Regions from separate parts of the Homo sapiens genome. Here region 1 is linked to region 2. Evidence: chromatin loops called from intact Hi-C (ENCODE). Cell type or tissue: endothelial cell of umbilical vein. All regions are shown on one strand.

Region 1 (8,000 bases), 610 kb before region 2:
GGTTGAAAGAGCTAGACTTTGTTTAAAGACTTGAAGTCAGTAGAAAGAAAGGCTTGGGTTAAGATAAGGGGGTTGTGGAGAGCACGGTTCTTGTTATGCAGTTGAAGCCTCCCAGGTCGCAGTCTTCAGAGAGAATAGAAGGTGAATGTCTGTTTTCAGACTTTGAAAGTGTCAGACCCTCATTTAATCTCCCTTAGATCCGGGAAAGGACTAGAAAGGAAGGCCTGGCTGCATTAATGGAGATTCTCTACAGATGCAAATTTCCCCCACAAAAGATGGCTTTGCAGGGCCATCTCAAAATATGTCAAAGAAATATAGTTTGGAGTAAAATACTTTTATTTCCTTCAGGGTCTGCCATCTGTCGTGTGAGGTTACACCAGAGTCAAGCTGGAATTTGGTGTCTTATTGCCACAAGGAGTCTGCTCTATCACTCTCATGATCTCTACTTTAAGGTTAGTGCTGCTCAGCTGTGCCTAAATCCCAAAACGGAGGGAGAATAAGGAGGTATGTCTGACCCCACTTCCTGTCATGGCTGGGAATTCAGCTTTTCAGGTTTCAGTGGAGTCTCCTTGGTCAAGAGGGGGTTGTTAGATATAAGTTCTAAATTTCTAGTCAAAGAATCAATATGTCAGTATGTTCAATTCTTTGCCTTCTACTGTTAAACTTAACTTCCTCATAAAGCAACATTTTCAATTACCTACTTCACCCAGACTCATTCCGATCACCTGCTCCCCCTGACTCATTCCCATCACCTGCTCCCCCGACTCATTCTGATTACCTACTTCACCCAGACTCATTCCGATCACCTGCTCCCCCCGACTCATTCCGATCACCTGCTCCCCCTGACTCATTCCAATCACCTGCTCCCCCGACTCATTCTGATTACCTACTTCACCCAGACTCATTCCGATCACCTGCTCCCCCCGACTCATTCTGATTACCTACTCCACCCTGACTCATTCCGATCACCTGCTCCCCCGACTCATTCTGATTACCTACTTCACCCAGACTCATTCCGATCACCTGCTCCCCCGACTCATTCTGATTACCTGCTCCCCCTGACTCATTCCGATCACCTGCTCCCCCTGACTCATTCCAATCACCTGCTCCCCCGACTCATTCTGATTACCTACTTCACCCAGACTCATTCCGATCACCTGCTCCCCCTGACTCATTCCGATCACCTGCTCCCCCTGACTCATTCCAATCACCTGCTCCCCCGACTCATTCTGATTACCTACTTCACCCAGACTCATTCCGATCACCTGCTCCCCCCGACTCATTCTGATTACCTACTCCACCCTGACTCATTCTGATTACCTGCTCCCCCGACTCATTCTGATTACCTACTTCACCCAGACTCATTCCGATCACCTGCTCCCCCCGACTCATTCTGATTACCTACTCCACCCTGACTCATTCCGATCACCTGCTCCCCCGACTCATTCTGATTACCTACTTCACCCAGACTCATTCCGATCACCTGCTCCCCCGACTCATTCTGATTACCTGCTCCCCCTGACTCATTCCGATCACCTGCTCCCCCGACTCATTCTGATTACCTACTTCACCCAGACTCATTCCGATCACCTGCTCCCCCCGACTCATTCTGATTACCTATTCCACCCTGACTCATTCCGATCACCTGCTCCCCCCGACTCATTCTGATTACCTGCTCTGTCATAACCATTTTTCCCGCCAAAGCACTCACCCCATCACTCCTTTTAAATTAGCCGGTCAGAATTAGTTTAGCCTGTGCGGTCTAACCCTAGCCAGTAGCGGAACCACACAGCAGCAGGGGCCACATCCTTCAGGGTTAAGACCCGCTTCCCCTCCCTTGTCCAGGTGTGCGCTCACCATTGCTCCATCTCTAAGGGTACATCCTTCTATAGCAGTAACTTACCTTGCTGAGAATTAAAAATAAAATTTTATATTCGAGTGCTATTCCTTTTGCGGCACCAAACTTTATATATATAACGGGGTCTAGTCAGTTGGTTGAAAGGGCTTAGGACTTTATTCTTGGTTTACAAATCTCAAGGTGGTATAAAAACAGCAACTATCCTGCCTTTCTTTGAGTTCTTTTTTTTTTTTTTGAGAGGGGGTCTTGCTCTATCACCCAGGCTGGAGTGTAGTGGCGCCATCTAAGCTCACTGTAGCCGCCAACCCCCAGGCTCAAGTGATCCTCCCACTTCAGCCTCCCAAGTAGCTGGGACCACAGGCACGTGCCACCAAGCCCAGCTAATTTTTTTTTTTTTTTTTTGGTAGAGATGGGGTTTCACCCAGGCTGGTCTCAAACTCCTGAGCTTAAGCCATCCACCCACCTCAGCCTCCCAAAGTGCTAGGATTACAGGCATGAGCCACCGTGCCCAGCCTCTTTGAGTTCTATTTCCCTGACTCCTGTGTACATTAATAAATTTGTATGCCTTTTCTCCTGTTAATCTGCTTTCTGTCGGTTCATTTTTTCAGGGAAACTTCAGAGGGTGAAAGGAAAGATTTTCATTCTCCCTTACAACCCCAGTAGGCTTGAAGCCTAAGGCCTCACCTAATTCCTGGTGGGACAGGAGAGAGTGCTCTATGAAGGGTCACCCCAGGCAAAAGACCTCCCTTCCTCAGAACAGACCCCCGGATTCCTTTCCCCAAAGCCCAGCCCAGACCTTCACCTGGTAGCCCTGAGGGCCAGCTCCCAGCCCACATCCCTCAGGGCCCTAGGAATGTCCTAGCCCCTCCTGGGCTGCCCCCAGATCTGGTGCCTGTGGGTGGAGAGGTGTTCTGAGGTCACAGGCCTCCCGCTGACCTCTCCCCGCAGGGCTTCGAGTCCCTGAGACTGCAGATGTGGCCCAGGAGGCTGCAAGGAGGCTGGGAGATGGGGGGACCCTGAGAATAAGTTCATTCTTGCTGGCCCGACCAGGAGCACAGGCCACAGGCAGATCCTGGAAGGAAGTGGGCCCTCCCATGCCAGATCCATCAGGGAAGGGCCGAAACCAGAAGCCCAGCTGGGAAGCTGGATTCCTGTCCATCCTAGAAGCCCAGGAGTCATGGGAATGAGCCATCGGTGTGCCCTGTCCTCCACATTTTACAGAACTCAGCCAGTCCTTGCAGCCCCTTGAGGAAATTCTGTGTTATTTCCCGTTTACAGATGAGGAAACAGAGGCATGGAACAGGGAGTGACCTATCCAAGGGTCCCTCCTGTAAACGGAGAAGAGCAGCTGGGGAGGCTGGCCTGGAGGAGATGAGGCCAGCTGGACCCAGGCACCTATGTGGCTGCACTGATGGGGCTTCAGCTTTGAGGTGGGGCTCCCTGTGCTCAGCCCAGGGGGGCATGCCTCAGGAGCATGTGTCCAGGCACCCTGAGAAGAGGCGTGTTGGCCACCCAGCGACAGCTGGATCCTCCCGGGAAGGCCACACTTCTGTGGGCACCTGGGCCTGGGTGGGGACAGCCTCCCCCATGGGGAGGGGGCCTGGGCTGTGGATCCCGAGGCACACTCGCCCTGTTGGGAGCTCCTGTCTAACCTTTCCTGTCAGTTTTAGATGCATCCCTGGTTCTAATTCTTTTTCCCAGCAGGTGGCACTGGGGAGGCTGTTTGGAGCCCTCCAGGCCTGTGAGCTCAGGCCATGGATTGCTGGGATCCTTGTCCCCTGCTGACCAGCCCAGGGAACTCGCTGTCCATGGTGTCTGCAGCTCCCCCTTACGGGTCCACACAGGGTGTCCTCCATGGGTCACGACTGCCCCTGCTGTTGCCAGGATGCCTTCTCCACACCTCCCCACTCAATTTCTCCAGTCATGGCCCAGTGATTGCACCTGGGGCTGGGGGAGACAGAATTTGCCTGGAAGAGATGCTCAGTGTGGCCAGCTCACGGCCACCAAGCCCCACGTTTGCTCTCAGAGACAGCTTTGCACACAGCGGCATTGGCGGCATCTGGACTGGCCTCTTAGCTCCCCACACGTCCTCTTGAATAACAGAGGAAAAGGGAATTGATCCCCAAACTCCTTCCTCCAAGGTCAACTTCTCTTCTGCCAAGATCTAAGGAAAGCTTCCATCTCAGCTGCTCCTGCTGCTGGTTCTGTTTCTGCAGGTCATCTTCTGACCTTGAGTCTGAGTTAAGTCCCTTGCGTGCTGTGCTCCCTTGGATGGAAGCAGAACTGCAGACCCTTTGATGGAGCCTGAGTGGCAGAAGGGTCATCCGAGGTTGTGGCCTCTAAAAGACTCTCCAGTTTACAGATGGGGAAACTGAGGCTGGAGAGAGGGAGCCCTGCCCGGAGCCACACAGCTAGCATTGAGTAGACACTACCTGGGAACCGGACCCAGGTGTGCCCCCTCCTTACCAGGGTAGGAGCCGCCAGTGTGGGCTTCAGGGAAAGTCACTCTCTGGTGACCTGCACAGGAGCTGGGACCACAGAAGGGGACGAGGGGAGAGGGAGAGAGGGCTGCTCTATGCAGATGGCGCCTCTTTTTTCCCAGAAGCCACACTCCCCCTCACAGTGCGGGGCACTGGAGGTAATTCTGACCAGCGGCTCCGACTCAGGCTGAGCCCCAGGAACTCTGGGGTGCATTTAACAACACGGTGGCCAGCCCGGGTGCACCAGGTGCCCAGCCGCCTCTGAGAACCCCTGATGGAGACGAGGAGGCAGGGGCCCTGGGATCAGGAGATGTGTCCAGCTCAACCCTCAGTGCCTTCCTCTGAAAGTGCCATGGGGGCACTGCATAGGCTCGTGAATGTTAGCATCCTGGAACTCCAGGCCACACTGCGGTGAGGCACAGATCCAACATCAAACTTCAGCTGTGGGTGAGAGGCCTCCGGCTTGGGACTGACTCTGAGTCATCCAACCGTATGCACACATGGGCTATCCCCGCCGATGGCTGCCCTGCACGGTCAGGGATGGTGTCACCAGCCAGCACCCATCTGCAGCACGCAGGCTCGGGGAGGGGGAGCTGCCTCTGATCAGGCTTCGCTGCAGGGCCTGGCTTTTCTGCTCAGCTGGCCTCCAGTCTCCAGCCGCGCCTGGGCCCCTGCTGGCCGAGGGTGTCCCGCATCCATCAGACAAAGCCAACCCTGGCCATGGGCCTCCATGTGGGTGAGGCATTGGGAAAGAGCTGGTTCTCGCTGATTTACCCACTCACCCACTTGCTCCGGAGTTTCTGTTCTTAGGTTAGGTTTTAGTCCACTGGGCTTGTGCATGGAGCAGGGAGGGTTCCTGACTTTCCCTCTCCAGAGATCCTTCACCCAAGTGCAGCTGAGAAGGTTGAGCCTTTCCCCTACTAGTTTGAAATCCCGCCCTTAGCATGTGCTACCTCTATCATTTATCTTTTTGTTGGTTCCCTTGCCAATATTGAGTTGTTTTAATTATTATGGCCTTAAAGTTGTTAGGTTGATTTGCCATAGCATAGGTAAGACTCCTCTAGTAATTTCTCTTTGACTTGCTTCAATTTTCTTCTCATTATGCACCTTTTTTTTTTTTTGTCAGAATCTTGCTCTGTTGCCCAGGCTGGAGTGCAATGGCACAATCTCAGCTCACTGCAACCTCCGCCTCCCAAGTTCAAGCGATTCTCTGCCTCAGCCTCCCGAGCAGCTGGGATTACAGGCATGTGCCACCACGCCTGGCTAATTTTTATATTTTTAGTAGAGATGGGGTTTGGCCAGGTTGGCCAGGCTGGTCTTGAACTCTTCACCTCAGGTGATCCATCCTCCTCGGCCTCCCAAAGTGCTAGGATTACAGGTGTGAGCCACTGCACCCAGCTGTATCGATGTTACTTAGATTTTCACTTTTTGTATATGTATTTAATTTTAAATATTTTGTTTCTATAGTTATATCCTCTTGTCATTTTCAAAGAACCAATCCTTTTTTTTCCTAAGTCTAATTTGTGTTTATTTTCTATTTCATGACTTGGGGTTTTGCCTTAATCCCTTTATCCTGCCCTGTTGAATCGTGTTGTTGATGTTCATTGTCTAGATTCTGAGGTTGAACATAGAGGCCAATCATTTCCAACCTTTCCTGAATTCGTATCAATGCCTTTAAGCTTGAACTTCCCTCTCACAGCACAGCGGCTGCATCCCCTTGGTTTTGATAAAGAGCATTCTCATTTTCATTCATTTCTAGAAAGATTGCAACTTCAGTTATATTTCTTCATTTAACCTAGTAAGTTTTTTAACTTCCAAGGCATTAGACATTTTTTTCTTGACCATACTTTTCTTATTTACTTTTTGTTTTATCGCTTAGGCTCAGAGAACAATAACTTGTACAATTTCTTCTTTGAATTGTTTACTGGTATTTTGAGGGGCTCTCTGCCTGGTTATGTCAATGCTCGTGGGCTTTTGAGAAAGACCCGCATGTACCAGTGAGGGTTCCGGCAGGAAACCTCTTGCTATGCTCCAGGGGCACAGCTGCAGAGAGCTTGGTGACAGGCTGCTTACACAGGTGTGGACAGGGCTGGGGACCCACCAAGGGAGGTGTGGGTGGCATTGGGGTCTTTGCCAGTGCTGGAGGGCACGAGGAGGGAGCCAGTGGTGGAACTGGACAGTGCCATTCAGAAACTAAAGCCCTCAGCAAGAGGGCAGGCTGTCTGGAGTGATCTGAAAAGGTGGGGCCAGGAGTATCAGCCCCCTCCCTCCTTACCCTCTCCTCCTGCTCTCCAGCCCTGGCAGTCTCTCCTACTGGCTGAAGCCAGAATAGAATCTGGAGAGGCCACCCTCCCAGGACACAGGGGCAGGGACAGGCTGAGGAGGTAGGAGTAGGTCTGCACAGGGGAGAAGTCCACCTCGCACACCCTGGGCTCCTCCATGGCGTGAGGTCCCTGTCTTCCCTGTACTTGTGTAAGTGTCTGTCATCAGAAAGATGGCAGGTTGCCCTGGGGAGGATGGTGTCTTACTCGGTTCCGTCCCTGCCAGCATCTAGCACTGTGGTCAAGTCCTCTACATGCTGTCCCCAGAGAACCTCTAGTCCCCAGCCTCCTGCTCTGTGTGTAGGCTGACAGCAGAATCCAGACCCAAGTCACTGGGGAGCACCCAATTTGCTTCCTCTCCTCCTCAGCTAAGGGTGAGCAGCAGGGGTGACCCCAGCTATTAGCCCCACCTAGCACACAGCACAGCGGCCCTGCAGAGGGGCAGCCCTTCCCACTGCCATGCTGCAGCTCCAGACACAGAGGAAGCTCAGGGCTTCCAGGGTCTTTGTGGATGAACAGATGAGGGAAAACTGGAGGGACTGGGAGCAGCAAAAGCAGAGGGGTAGGGGACTTGGACTGACGTGTCAACAGCTAACACTTCGTTCTGGTCCTGGTCCCCAGGAGCAGCTGGTCCTGGTCCGGGAGCAGCTGCCTGCCGACACGGCTGCGCTGCGATGGGATCTGGCCCCAGCCCAGTTGCTGCTGGCCAGACACTGAGTCAGCACCCGGCCGTCCAGTGCGCCACAAGCAGATCCCGGCAGAGCTGCCCACGCTGTGCAGATCCCCGGTGGGCCTCCCGGGCTAGAGCCCGGGGACCCATTCACTTGGGGCCCTACCAGTCCCTACCCTTGGTTGGCTGGGGGCTGCCCAGCCTGGGCCCCACCCACCCAGGGCTCTGGTTTCTGAGTCCGGGGCCCAGCAAAGCCCCTCTTTCACTCCTTCCTGAAATGGGATCATGACCCTGGTCCTACCTCTGAGTGATTCTGATGTGAGATTAGGGATTGTGCAGGGATGGGGGTGTGATCCTGCAATGACGGACTCCTAGGCCTCCTCCCAGCCCCGCAGAGTCCAAATCCCCAAGGCAGGGGCTGAGGAGGGCGAGGCTCATAGAACCCAGGACTCCTGGGGGTCCTGAGCATCTGGGGCCTCCCGGCTCTCGTGACTTCACATCCTGGCCTCTTCCCACCCACTGGAGCTCTGAGGGTCTCAGCCTCTCTCCACTTGACATCTCTTTCTTTCTTTCTTTTTTTTTTTTTTTGGAGACGGAGTCTCGCTCTGTCGCCCAGGCTGGAGTGCAGTGGCACGATCTTGGCACACTGCAAGCTCTGCCTCCTGGTTTCA
Region 2 (8,000 bases):
CAGGGCAACTGTTTGATTAAATCCTGGTCAGTCCCATAAGGAGTGCGTTGTAGGAACAGGAAGTCGTGAGAAGGAGCCGTGCGTGCGATGTGAAAGGCAGTGTCGTGTAAATGCAGTAAGAGGCAGGACATGTCAGAGAGGCTTCTAGAACGGCTTGGAGATGGGTATGCATGGGCTTCTCATATAAAATAACCAGTGAACAGGTAAACCCCGACCTAATAAACACGGCCTCCAGTGGGGGTGGGGAAAGAAGGTGGTGGGGGAGGGGAAGGGGGGCCAATTCTGGGGCTGACCTTGAGCTTCACATGGCTCATGTCTCCTCTGGAACCATGTAGATGCTTTGCTAAAAAACAACAACAAATCCTAAAGAACAAGAAAGGAATCCCTACAAATTGGAAACTGGCAGGAACAAGTAAACCTAACTGTTTACCAAATTGGTGCCAAGAAATCTTCATGTGACTGTGACTTAAAAAATAAACAGTATTTTGAGTACATAATTTTAGTGAGATATAGTCTCACTAAGAACAAAATAATAATTCCAAAAAAAAAAGTTATCTTAAAACAAGGAATAGCAGAAGGGGAAAATAAGAAAATATTCTCTTCTCTGATGGGAAACAGGGAAGGACATCCAGCCCAATCCCCCTCCCCCCAGCCTTCCCCAATCCCCACCCCACCCCACATGTATACACACAGCGGTCTGAGTCCTGCAGGGGACAGAGATGACAGGAGCTGGGCCCGAGACTGACTGACAAGTAGGCCTGGGAGGGCACCAGTCTCTGCGACCAGGTGTCCATGAGGGCTTCCAGGGGTCTTTCCACAGGGGCTGGGGCCTTTGGATGGAGTGAGCCTGGGAACTGTCAGAGGCACAGGGGTGCAGGGGAGGGGCAGGAGGGACCCTCTGTGCTCAGTGCTTTCTGGGAGTTTCAGGCTGAGGCTGGGCAGCCCCTTGGCCCCCTGCTGCAGGTTTGAGCAGTGCTCATTCCGGCCCAGCCCCTCCCAGGCACAGACACTTGAGCTCTGCTCAGCAGGCAGGGCAGAAATGATGACAGGTGCCACCACCCCCGGCCCGCCTGTCACTGGAAACCAGCTGCTTCCTGTCAGCAGTCCTTCAGGCCAAGGACAGCCAGGCCCACTTGGAGCTCCTGTTTCTTAACCCAGCCCCCTCCAAGCAGGCCTTCTTCCAACGCTAGGGTCAACACAACCTTCGCTAGGTCCTGGCTCCTGCTGTCCCCAGGGATCTGGGATGGAGGAGGCCCTGATGGGAGCGGGGATGAGGCCTCGAATGGGATGGATGGCTAGAGAGAGGTGTCCCTAGGGAGATGGGGTGAGGGGATGGCTGCTGGTGGGGAGGTCACTGGGGGAGGAGGCAGGAGAGACATGCTGGCTGAGGAGGGATGCGGTCTACCCAGGAGGAGCAGAGGTGCAAACAGGAGGACGATGGGTGTCCCAGGCCAGTGAGGGCCAGCCTGGAAGGCAGACCTGGAACAGGCAATTCCCATAGACCTTCTTGGGGGGCCAAGGAGCTTGGTTGTGTACCACCCGTGGTGGTGGGGGTTCTGGGCCTGAGGGTTCTGGGCTGGGAGTCACCCCACAGAGCTGATTCAGGGTCACAGTGCACCCAAAGGATGAGGGAGGGGAGCTGGAGGGAGAAGGTTCCGGGTGGCCACTCCCCTGAGCATGCATGGGGAGAAACTGTCCCATTGCTCAGCTAAGCTGACATGGTACTCCTTCCATTGTGAGCATGGAAGAAGGTGACTCGGTTCCAGAAGAAGCCATAGTGTCTTCCCATCACTGCAGCTGTGGCCAGGATCCCCAGGCAGCGAGGTGCCCAGCACTGCTCAAACTGCTGAGTACACCCCAGGTGACGCGTTGATAGAAGAGCCTGCACCTCACTCTGCGGAAAACTCAGCTCTCACCTGTGCTAACAATTTCAATGCAATGCGTTTCCTTTGCGATTCTATGCATTTTATTTTATGCACCTAAAAACATTATTCTGATGAGGGGTCCCTAACTTTCACTACCTGCCATGGGGCCTCGGTGCACAGGAGGTTAAGAATGCCTGGCTCAGGTATTGACCGGGCTCGGGGACCGAGAGCTCCTCGGGGACAGAGGGAGAATCAGAGGAAGAGTTGAGACCTGCCCAGACACAGGGCGGCCTCGGGTGGCGGCCACACCCTCGCCCCAACCCGGATCAGTTGCCCAGTCACCCAGCAGCAGGGCCTGTTTTTAGACCTGCTCCCAGGCAGGTTGCAGCTGGGGCCAGACAGGTACGGTGACCTTGTGAGGGGGTCACAGCACGCTCATAGGGGTCCACTGCAAGGAGAAGTGCAGTCCTTGGCCTGGGCCGGTGGGGTGACAGCAGCAGGGGCTCCAGGACTGGGGGTGGCCTGTTGAACCCCAGGTAGGTGTTCTGTCACCCCTGAGCCCTCACCTGTCCTCCCAAAGCTGGCCCTCAAGAACCAGCCTTCGAGGGCATGTGCCTGGGTCACGGGGTGTAGTCTCCACACTGACATGTAACCCAGCACCTGGGGCTCAGGAGGGTGCATGAGAAATGCCAGGAAGCCGGGGTCTGCAGCCCAAGGCCATGATGAAATCTCCTCACTGCTGCATATAGAGCCGCAGCCCAGCCATGCCCCACAAGCCCATTCTTCTCCCTCCTTTTAGGTCTTGCAGTGCTCTGCAGCTGGCCAGGACGCACAGGTGAGCTCACAGCTCACGGAAACCCTGAAAGCTAAGGCAACCTGGGGAAAGAAGTTACCAAGATTTCCTTTGTACCTTAGGGAATCCAAAAGCATTCTGTGTTCAGTGTTGGTGTCCAGGGTGATTTGGGGGATTTGGTGGCCATTTCCTGGGGTAGTGAGGGACATGCAAGAGCAATGATACGTGGACCTGCCATTCAGGGTGCAGAGATCCTGCAGAGGTCAGCTGGGAGCACCACCCCCAGAGGCCTGTGTCTGTGTGTGATCACGTCAGGCTGGGCACATTCCGTAATAACCAGCACCTCACTCATTTCCCACGGCTCATGGCTTGCAGGATTTTGCTCTCTTGACCTCTCCTCTTCCGATCCAGAGCTTAACATCCCAGGGCTGGTCATTGTGGTTTCACAGAGTCGGGGGCCAGCCTGAACCTGGAGCCATTTGCTGCAGGTGTGGGTTTTCCTTGGAGGCTGAGCAAGTCCCTGCTTACCCAGGCTTGCACCCTCTTGGAGACGTGAGCTCAAGCTCACAGGCATTGGTAGATGATGGCTCAGCCACTTCCAGACGGTGTGACTTTGGATAGGTCACCAAACTCCTCTGGGGTTCAGCTTCCCCAGCTGTAAATTGAGGCTGTGACAGTGTGTCCCGCATTCCACTGCACTGAGGACCAGGTGAGAGCATCACCAGCACACGTGGGCACCAAGCCTGGCACATGGGGAGCTCTGGTGCAGGCAGCACCTGCCACACTCTGCCCCAACCATGCCTGTGTGACCAGGGCACAACCAGAAGTAGCTGGGCAGGTGCCACCCAGAGTGCTGTGGACACAGTCACCGCTGGGCAGGCGCCCCAGGGTGGGTCCTAACCTTAGCCAGCAAGTGGGTGCCACAGGCCCAGGGAGAGCAACGCGGGGACAGCCCTCGTGTCAAAAAACCTGGGATGGTGTAAGACTCCGAATTGTTGTCCTGTCTGAAGAATGTTCCGTTATTTCTCACAACCTGTTTCCTCCCTGGCCACTGAACAGAGGTTTACTTTCCTTTAGGACTTGATCTGTGACCACAGTGCCCCGCTGTTAAGGTGACCAATGCAAACTGCAGAAGGGTGCCCCTTCCCCCCCAGAAACATCAGGTGCGTCCCAGGTCCTGCGGCACCCCCCGAGGAGGGAGGTGCTGAGGGCGGGGCTGCAGCCACGGAGTTGGAGGGGGGGACTGTGGGTGGGGCTGGAGGATCAGGGTGCTGTGGGCGGGGCCAGAGGAAAGAGGCACTGTGGATGGGGCGGGAGGGGCGAGGCACTGTGGGCAGGGCCGGAGGAGGGAGGTGCTGTGGGCGGGGTTGGAGGGGTAGATGCTGTGGGCAGGGTCGGAGGAGGGAGTGCTGTGGGAGGAGCTGGAGGGGGAGGCACTGTGGGTGGGCCAGAGGGGGGAGACACTGTGGGCGGGGTCAGAGGAGGGGGGTATTATGGGCAGGGCTGGAGGCGGGAGGTGCTGTGGGCGGGGTCTGAGGTGGAGGTGCTGTGGGTGGGGCTGGAGGGGGAGGTGTTGTGGGCAGGGCTGTGGGGAGGTGCTGTGGGGCTGTGGGCGGGGCTTGAGGGGAGAGCTGCAGCCGGGGAGGAGGGAGGTGCTGTGGGTGGGGTTGAAGTGGGGGAGGTGCTGTGGGCGGGGCCGGAGAAGGGAGGCGCCGTGGGTGGGGCTGGAGAGGGGAGGTGCTGTGGGCGGGGCTGGAGGTGGAGGTGCTGTGGGCGGGGCTGGACCAGAGAGGTGCTGTGGGCGGGGCCGCAGCCAGGCTTATGCTTCCCTGCTGCAGGGGTGCGCTGATGGGATGGGGGCGTCTCACCCCAGGTGGGGGAGGCCTGAGCTCGCATCATCCGGCTGCAGACCCCTGGGTGCCCCCTTGTGCCAGGTCCGTCAGGGGCACAGGCCCGGCAGCACGCTGACTGGGCGCCGGGCAGGCCCGGCCGGCAGGGAGGGCTCCAAAGGCTGATCCTGCCTGTATTTTAAGGCCTGAGTTTCAGAGCGGCCTCCGGGCCCTTTGCTGAGCTCCAGCGCCCCCTGGTGTCGGCGAGGCGGGTGAGGGAGACGCGCCTTTGGGTCTCGGGCCTGCCCTCCAGCAGCCCACACACACCCCAGGACCTGGAGGCCTCCACCAGCCCCACCCTGGGGAGGACATTGAGAACCTGGAACAAGGTCTATTTGGGTCTGAAATACAGAAATGTAAGAACGCTGGAGAAGCTGGGGTCTCCTCCGGGAGAAGCCAGGCCTCGGGAGCCCGCTGCTGGGAGCCCTGGGGGCAGAGCCGGCCGCAGAGCCTTCCGCACAGACCCGTCCTTCCTAGGAGGCTGGGAGCTGGCATTTTGGCTTTGGCTCAGAATTGCCCGCTGTGCCACGAGGGCGAAGTCCAGCCCAGCAGGGGGAGGGCTGCTGCCCAAAGAGAGGGACTGATGTGGTTCTCCTGGGCCTGCTAGTGTCGGATGCTCCTCCAGGGACTGTTCTCAAGGCCCAGGTGCATGTGGGGAAATCGGGCTGTCTGGAAGAAAGAGTGGAAGCCGCTCGCTAGAGACACGCCTCTGTGATTCTCCCAGAAAGTGTCCTGTCGGAGGCTCAGGACTTCCTAGTGAAGCAGCTAGGACAAGCTGGGCATATTGAAAGTCACGGGGACATAAACCTGCAGGCCTGGGTATGGCCATTGGGTATACGTTAAATTCTGTGGCACCCAGTCTAGTACAACAGCTTCCGTTTCAGGACAGACAAGGTCACCCTGTGGGACCACCCTTAGCTGGAGCACCAGTTCCCTTCGCAGCCTCCTGATGAGAAGTGATCTCTGAACAGAAGGTGCAGGGCAGAGCTGCGGGCGTGCAGGGCCCTTCTCCCAGTCTGTTCCCGTCGATTCCTTGCTGCTCACACTCAAGGGTCTGCGCCCAGCCTGAAGGCGCTGCCTGCCGCGGTCCCTCCTGGTCATCTGTCTTTGTAGATTTGCAGAACAACATAGCCTCACCTGTGGGAGAGGCTTCCCAAGCTTCACCTTCACTCAGCACTGTTGCGCAGTCCCCAGGCAGGTGGCACCTGAGAGAGGGTTCCAGGCTTGGCCACTGGAGGGTCCCAAAGGTGGCTGGTTCCTGGCCCCAACAAAGCCGACTCCCTGGGAGACAGATGAGTCCCTCCAGGGTGGTACTGTTGGTCTGTTTTGGTCAGTGACGTGCTCAGCTCCAGGGCCATGCCTGGCACAGGGAAGGTGCGTCTTCAGTACTGGGTGATGTTGGACGAACGCCTGCTTCCCTTTTTTTTTCAAACTGAGGTCTGCAACCCAGATGCCCTTGGCTACTTACTGACTGCTCCATCTGAGCAAGTGGCACAGTGCCACTCATCTGCATAGGTGAGCGGGGACTGGTGGGTCTGCTGCTGGCTGGACAGAATGTCTGGGAGGGGCTTTGAGCATCCTGACCACCTCTGCTCTCAATCAGGCTTGGAAGGCAGCGTGTAATTAGGTCACATGGAGCCTCCAAGGACCAGACACTGGGGAAACCATAGCTCTCTGTCTTGTGCGTTTCTGGGTGCCAAAGCCATTACCTCCTGCTTTTGGAGGTCCCGTTGCCAGTTGCCAGGGTGAGAGGCAGGATGGGTTCATGACTCATGGCATCGACATCCTCCGGCCTGTTAAATCTTTTTGTTGTTGTTGTTGTTTTTTGAGATAGAGTCTCGCTTTGTCGCCCAGGCTGGAGTGCAATGGCACGATCTCGGCTCACTGCAAGCTCCGCCTCCTGGGTTCATGCCATCCTCCTGCCTCAGCCTCCTGAGTAGCTGGGACTACAGGCACCTGCCACCAAGCCCGGCTAATTTTTTATATTTTTAGTAGAGACGAGGTTTCATCATGTTGGCCAGGATGGTCTCGATCTCCTGACCTTGTGATCCGCCCACCTTGGCCTCCCAAAGTGCTGGGATAACAGGTGTGAGCCACCGCGCCCGGCCCAGCCTGTTCAATCTTAATGCAGTTGGCAAACACCTGTTTTTAATTTCTGATTTTTAAGGGCCATTTCCCTGGAGTTCACTGTTAGGTATAATGTGGGGTGTTATGTTAAGGGATATTCATCATATTAAAACATAGTCTCTCTGCACCGTGACTTTTATTCTTCCAGTAAGTAGTAGGTGTCTATTTTTACTAAAAGCTTTTCTAGCGTCAGAGCCAGGGAGGTTTCCGTGGAGGTCCAGCCAACCCAGTTGGGGCCAGTTCCTTTGGTGGACACCCCTGCCCTTCCCCCTGGTGGAAGATCTGCTGACCCCTTAGCCAGTCCCTGGACCCCCAGCAGAGCTGGGCCTACTGCTTGGCTTCCTTCCATGCAGCCCTGGATGTCCCAGGGATGCAGTTTCGGTGGAAAACACACTGCCTTCCCTGCAGTTCATCCCCTGCTCCTGCTATACCGAAGCCCGTTTTTCACTCCACAGAATTCAGAATGGGGAAGACCTTCCCTGCCCCCAGGCCCCTTCCCTTCTTCACTTCTTCACAGTTGAATGAAGCCAGCTGTTTCCTTGCAGCTAGGGCCATCTGCTAAGACACACTTCCCCCTCCAATCTGTGTGTCACTTTCCCTCCTGAGACCCTGAGAGACATCCTGACCCTCCTAGTCTTCCTCTGTATCTGACTCCTCCTGTCATTCTGAAAGAGGGTGGTGCTCTCCCTGGGAACTCTCAGCACACCAGCCGGACCCCTCCGCTCCAGCAACACTCACTGTTCTGTCATTTCTGCTCTCCCTCCCTGGACCATCGCTGAGGCACCTCTCCCCTCTGCTGGGACCCCCAGCCTCGCTGTTCTCTGGCTGCGTCTTCTGACTGTTCCCTTCCACCATGGCTTTCTTGCAGCCCAGCCTCTTTCCCCATCGTCTTCAACACCCTTGCCAATTTTCCCCTCAAGTCCCCTGGGAACAGTCCATTCTTTATCATTCCAAATGTTTGTCTGAAAAAATATCCGACCCAACCATTGCAGTGGCATCCTGTTGTCATCCTTGCCATTAGCACTGGTACCTTTGAGACTGGTGACAAGCCACACCTCTACTGTCAGGTTGTCACAGGGCCCAGCCTCTCCACCTGCAGCTGCCACCGATACTTCCCACGTTGGCATCCAAGAAATGGGCAGGTGCAATATTCTGGAGAATCAATGTCCCATGCCTGCACCCTCACTGCTAAGGAGTTGAGGAAGCATGCATTTCAGATAGAGATGGAAAGATAGAGAGGAAAAGCTAAAAGAGGGTTAGCGTGGGAGCTGAGCAGATGATTTACAGAGTATGACACATGCAGTTTCACAATCATGTGTCTAGGTG

Evidence for each region. Peaks named below come from ENCODE experiments on the same cell type or tissue, not always from the same donor. Only the 100,000 strongest peaks of a DNase experiment are listed, where the experiment ranks them.
Region 1: it touches region 2 in a loop (27-fold over the local background); 3 of 110 quality-filtered maps call a loop at or near these places.

What each region holds. Positions count from the first base shown.
Region 1 is chr2:240,836,234-240,844,233 of GRCh38, reverse strand. No RefSeq gene overlaps it. Among named protein-coding and RNA genes, the nearest start is that of KIF1A, 20 kb to the right of the region's middle. RefSeq lists an enhancer at 4,541-5,041. In endothelial cell of umbilical vein, a CTCF peak has its summit at 3,541 (motif pointing right); a DNase peak (open chromatin) is centred at 3,593; H3K27me3 peaks cover 298 bases.
Region 2 is chr2:240,229,806-240,237,805 of GRCh38, reverse strand. No RefSeq gene overlaps it. Among named protein-coding and RNA genes, the nearest start is that of OTOS, 93 kb to the right of the region's middle. RefSeq lists enhancers at 1,079-1,683, 1,812-2,312, 3,559-4,100 and silencers at 4,043-4,092, 4,443-4,652. In endothelial cell of umbilical vein, a CTCF peak has its summit at 4,741 (motif pointing left); a DNase peak (open chromatin) is centred at 4,695.